Regions from separate parts of the Homo sapiens genome. Here region 2 is linked to region 1. A link is a loop called in an ENCODE intact Hi-C map of the cell type or tissue named here. Cell type or tissue: endothelial cell of umbilical vein. All regions are shown on one strand. Each heading gives the region's core, and the rest is flanking DNA. Links, peaks and the distances in the headings are about the cores only.

Region 1 (2,918 bases), core at 122-2,621:
TTAATCAGAGGTACTTCACATTCCCAGTTGTTCACATTCTGAGAAAATGGAGGTGAAATTTTTAAAAATTCCCCATTGTTAATTCCAATTTCTTGTCACACCAGGTTCAATTCTAATGGGTGCTATGTCTCTTCAACTAAGTATTTGCCTTTTAGTATGTCTTATAATTTTCTCTTGATAGGCATAATAAACTTGGTAAAAAGAACTATGGTAATTATTAAGAATTGTTGTAGTAAGATGTGGGGGAATTTGAGACTGGAGTTGGGAAGGTGAACAAGAGCTGAGTAAAAAATTCTAAGAAGGCAAGTGGTGAAAGAACTGGAGCTGGAACCACTGACTCAAGTTGAGTGACAGACTGAAGGTTATAAAAGCCCAGTTGAGCCAGGAAGAGAGAGCAGCATTAGGCCCAGGATAGGCACACACACACAGGTTGGTAGGTGACAACAGCAGTTCCCAGAAAAAGGCTGAAGGTTCAGAGCAAAAGAGTCTAGGCCCAGGAAGCTCAGTCTGTTCTTGTCCAACCTGCTAAGAGTCTGGGTGCTACTGAGCCAGTTAACCATTTAGATCAAAGCCAGCTCAATTAAATGTCTGCCTAAATGGTCATGTAACAACACAATTGTGAGTGGCCTTGAGGTCTTCCGCAGGAAAACTTAATGGAGGATCTTCAATATCCAGGAGAAGCTGGTACTGGGACCTGGAGGACTGTCAGGTGAGAGTTCCTACTCCTGACTAGTTCTGTACTTTCCATTGGTTGCCCTCAAGCTGCTGACCAATCACTGCTCCCAAGGCCCTACTTGAAATCTCATTGACTGCCCACACTCAGTCCTCACTCTGCCATTGCTGGTGCCCAAATGTTTAAACTTTTCCTTTGTAACTTGCTGTTATTGAAAGGATTTCACCTGTATTGAAAGGATTTCACAGTAACTACTTTTAGTAGCTATTAATAGGTCCTTGATCATGAGTAGTTTCAGTAGTCTAAGAAGTTGTGAAAAGCCAGATTAAATTTAAAGTACACAAGTCTTTAAAGTCTTTAATATGTAAACAGCCATTGTTAACATCTAAGAGGATAATATCGCCATTTTCTATTATTATTATTATATTGGTTCACCAAACTAGCATATGTAACACAGCTTTGGACATATTGCATTTAAATATTGCTTCACTTGTTCTATCTGTTTTTAAACTATTTTGAAGCAATTTTTAATATTTGCATTACCAAACCAAACTTGGGTCAGCTTGACTGCCACAGCAAAGGCAAACACACACTCCTAGGCTTATAGAGAGATTAAAAAAAAAAAAAAAACAAACAAAAAGGCATTTATTGCAGAGCAGAAAACGAGGAGAACTGGCAGGTAACATTTAAGACCAAAACTCCCTGATAGCTTACAAGCAAAAGATTGTTAAAGGCTGAGGTAAGGGGGCTCTCTAAAGTGAGTTAGGGCTGAGGAATTTCTGGAATTTCCTCATCTACTTTCGGGTTCCGGTCTGTCTGAGGTTCCATTCTGTTTGAGGTCTATGTGACAGCAATCAGCATTTTTCGTGCAGTGGTAGTCCTTGATTCTGAAAAAAATTCGAGGATATATGTCAAGATGTTACCACTAGGTTATACAGGAAACCAAACATCTTGTGACTCTAATTTACACAAGGTTGATTGTCTAAGTTATTATTACCTTCTTGCTGAGCAGGTTATTTATTCACGTCACCAGTTGCTGGTTGCAAAGGAAGCTAGATGAATGGAATTTCCCTTGAAGGGACCCAAATCTTTCTGTATTCCCATGCTTTGAAGAGGCGATAGGGACCTGGCAGGCCCTTAAGAGGCATTCCTACTCCATCCAATATGCAATCTCCCTCTCACTGTAAGAAAATCTGCCAAATCTCCTTCAGCAATCCACATTTTGATTCACCAACAGTAGGTAAACTAATGGTTTGCAAATGTGCTCTAATGAAAGAAATTCAGTAAGATTGATAATAATAATAAAAGCTAACATTTGATACTTTTTTGCTAAATGTCAAGCATTATGCTAAATGCTTAACATGATTTATCTAACAATTCTTACAACAATGCCACAGAGTACATATTATTGTCCCCATTTTACCAATGAGAGGACTGAGGCACAGTGAGGTGAAGCTAATTTCTTACGGTAACACAGCTAAGTGGTTGAGTAGGAATATAAACCAAGCAGTCTGATTTCACAATTGCCACTCTTCAAAAATTTTATACGCCTTCCTAATCAAATTTATCTATGGAACTCCTTTCCAGCTCACATATTCCTTAAGATGTCATCATTTTATAAAATAGCTTGCTCCTTTCTTTCCATGGACCCTCCAGTAATCCATAGTTGTCTGAATGGTATCTCTGTATAGATGAGTATAGGTCTCTTTAAGAGGTCACCACGAAGTAGAATGACATTATATACATCTGCCTCATGAAAGTGGCAGCCAGGGAGGATTTATTTTAAAGTACTTACTCGTACTAAGAGATACAGTAGCTAGTTGATAACTCATTTGAGTTTACCTATTTTGAACATACTCTGTCTTCACTTTTATCAGAAATAACTGGCTTTTCTTGAGATCCAGTTTTCTATCTATGAATAAAGATTACATGTTTCCTAGCTAATAATTTTCTGTCGCAATTCTGGGTATCTTTCTATCTATCTATATAGTCACACATCTCTTAACTATGGGGAAAATGTCTCCAGGGAACTTCAGAGATATTCAGGGCAGCACCCCCACACCTCCATCACAGGTCTAGAGGCCTAGGATGGAAAAATGGTTTCGTGGGCCAGGCCCAGGGCCCCACTGCTCTGTGCAGCCTTGGGACATGATGCCCTGCATCCCAGCTGCTCCAGCTCCAGCTGTGGCTAAAAGGAGCCAAGGTATAGCTCAGGTCACTTCTTCCGAGGGTGCAAGCCCCAAGC
Region 2 (2,918 bases), core at 211-2,710, 510 kb before region 1:
TTGTGGATAAGCAGGTGAAAAACCATTCTTATCAAGTGTGGAGGGAAAAGAAAAGGTTTTGTTTGTTTGTTTGTTTGTTTTAAGACAGTCTTGCTCTGTCACCCCGCTCAGTGCAAACATGGCTCACTGCAGCCTCAACCTCCTGGGCTCAAGTGATCCTCTCACCTCAGTCTCTCCAGTACCTGGGACCACAGGTGCCTGATACCACACCCAGCTAATTTCTAATTTAGTAGCGGTGGGGTCTTGACATGTTGCCCAGGCTGGTCTCAAACTCCTGAGCTCAAACAATCTGCCTGCCTTGGCCTCCCAAAGTGTTGCGATTACAGGCGCAAGTCACTGATAAAAGATAAATTTTTAATCTGAGAAATATGAACCCCTTTACATTATCAGGCCCAGAGAGGCATTGGGATGTAACTGCAGTCACATCTCACTCCTTCTCGAGCTGAATAATGATCTCTTGAAGTCTCTTGCTATGAAGACTCTAGACTAACTGATGCCAATTAGCCATGAAATGCCATACACCCTATAGTTCAACAAAGTCTAGCCAATCACTAATCAGTGTTATTTCTGTAAGCCAATGAGAAATCCTAATGATCAATTTTGTAATTGCCCCCTCTCCTGATTCGTCTTATATTCTTTAAACATTCGAGGCTCTCTTTTTGTTCTTGGGAGCACTCTCCAAGGCAACTTGAAAGTGTGTCCCAGGCTGCAGTTCTCAACCTTGACCCCAATAAACTCTCTATATTAATTTCGCCTCAGCTTCTTCCTTTTAGGTCCACAGAAGCGTCAATTGGCCAGAAAAAAAAAAAAGAAAAGAAAACAAAAGAAAAAGAAAAGTAATAAACTCTGTTAGAAGCTAGGCTGGGCGCGGTGGCTCACGCCTGTAATCCCAGCACTTTGGGAGGCCGAGGCAGGTGGATCACCTGAGGTCGGAGTTCGAGACCAGCCTGGCCAACATGGTAAAACCCCATCTCTACTAAAAAATACAAAAAATAGTTGGGCGTGGTGGTGGACAGCTGTAATCCCAGCTACTCGGGATGCTGAGGAAGGAGAATCACTTGAACCCAGGAGGTGGAGGTTGTAGTGAGCCGAGATCGTGCCATTGCACTCCAGCCTGGGCAACAAGAGCGAAACTCAAAAAAAAAAAAATCATCTGGCCTAAATATCTTGGCTGGAGTCTCCTGCAGGAAAGACCCACTGTGACTAATGGAGTCCCGAAGTGGGCATAGAAGGTCATGGTTGAGAATTCTAAGCTGCTGTGAAGATGCCAGGCCCAGTTTTATGACTTCCCTCTGGTTCTATGCCACCCTCCCCTCAAGGTCCCCTCCCTGAGATGCCTGAGGCTCGGACCCCACCAGGGATGAAGGCTGCCGCCAGCGTGTGTTGCAGTTCCTGCGCCGCACAGAAGGGGGCGCCATTCCTGCATTATTTCTCCCGACCTAACTCCGGTAACGCAGCTCCTAGTTGTAGGGCCTATCTTATATTCGTTTTACAGTGTTTATTTTTTTTCTTTTTTCTTTTCTTCTTTTCTTTTCTTTTTTTTTTTTTGAGACGGAGTCTCTGTCACGCAGGCTGTAGTGCAGTGGCGCGATGTCGGCTCACTGCCTTAGCCTCCCAAGTAGCTGGGATAACAGGTGCAGGCCACCACACCTGGCTAATTATTGTGTTTTTAGTAGGGACGGGGTTTCAACATGTTGGCCAGGCTGGTCTCGAACTCCTGACCTCAAGTGATCCACTCACCACCACCTCCCAAAGTGCTGGGATTACAGGCGTGAGCCATCGCTCCTGGCACATTTCACAGTTTCGAGAGCACTGTCTCATTTCACCCTTTAGACCAACCACGCAATGATTAAGGGCAGGCTCTATTATCCCTGTTCTACAGACAGAAAACAGAGACAGCCAGCTTAAGCGACAGTGTCAGACAATTCGGTAATTCGTTTGGTTCCTGACCAGTGCTTTTCCCACTCTGCTGTCCAGCATAAAACAGGGTTGTCAAGGACAACTGGGAAATGAACACAGACCCCAGAACTCCCTGACAAAAGGAGAGAAGACAGACTCCCTTATCCATGCCACACGATAGATGGCCTTGGGTACACTGCTTCTCTCGGGAGGTTTAGAAATCAAATTGAGTCTGCTCCTAGGTTCCAAACACAATTAAATTTAGCTTTGTTGGGTCATTCTGTGGTCAGGCTGTAAGTTCAGCTTGGTCAAGGGGAAGGAAGGGAATAAGCAGAAGCTGTGGGTTGGGCACCTGTCCTTTTGCCTACTCAGTGCCGCTCTTCTTGTGGACATAAAGACACCCATGTAACCCCTCATGGCTACAAGCTGGGAAAACTCTAAAATGATTGCTCTTTCAAAATTTTTTAACTGACAAATAAAAATTGTATATATTTATGGTGTCCCACATGATATTTGATATACGTCCACATTGTGGAATGGCAAAATCAATCTAATTAACATATACATTACCTCACATTTCTTTTTGTGTGTGGTGAGAACACTTAAAATCCACTCTCTTAGCAATTTTCTAGTATACAATACATTGTTACTAACTACAGTCTCCATGGATCTCTTGAACTTCTTCCTCCTGTGACATGAGCCACCATGCCTGGCCTCCTCTTTCCCTTTGTGTCTCTTGTTTTTTCTTTTTTTGAGACACGGTCTCACCCTGTTGCCCAGGCTGGAGTGCAGTGGTGCAATCTCAGCTCACTGCAACCTCCACCTCCTGGGTTCAAGCGATTCTCCTGCCTCAGCCTCCCAAGTAGCTGGGATTAGGGGTGAGCCACCGTGCCCAGGCTCCCTTTTGTGTCCCTTTTACTCTTCCTTGACCCACTGCCCCCAACCCTGTCCCTCCCTCTGTATACTCTTAGAAAATGACATCTGATCACCCAAGCCGGATGTCCTGCACCCTCAGCATT

Evidence for each region. Hi-C counts contacts between places; a loop is a spot of excess contacts. Peaks named below come from ENCODE experiments on the same cell type or tissue, not always from the same donor. Only the 100,000 strongest peaks of a DNase experiment are listed, where the experiment ranks them.
Region 2: it touches region 1 in a loop (2.8-fold over the local background); 11 of 110 quality-filtered maps call a loop at or near these places.

The regions. Positions count from the first base shown.
Region 1 is chr9:5,267,871-5,270,788 of GRCh38, forward strand. No RefSeq gene overlaps it. Among named protein-coding and RNA genes, the nearest start is that of RLN2, 35 kb to the right of the region's middle. RefSeq lists an enhancer at 1,213-1,748. In endothelial cell of umbilical vein, for the core only: no CTCF peak of the experiment used is centred there; a DNase peak (open chromatin) is centred at 1,571; H3K27ac peaks cover 2,434 bases.
Region 2 is chr9:4,758,105-4,761,022 of GRCh38, forward strand. No RefSeq gene overlaps it. Among named protein-coding and RNA genes, the nearest start is that of AK3, 18 kb to the left of the region's middle. In endothelial cell of umbilical vein, for the core only: a CTCF peak has its summit at 1,389 (motif pointing right); a DNase peak (open chromatin) is centred at 1,407.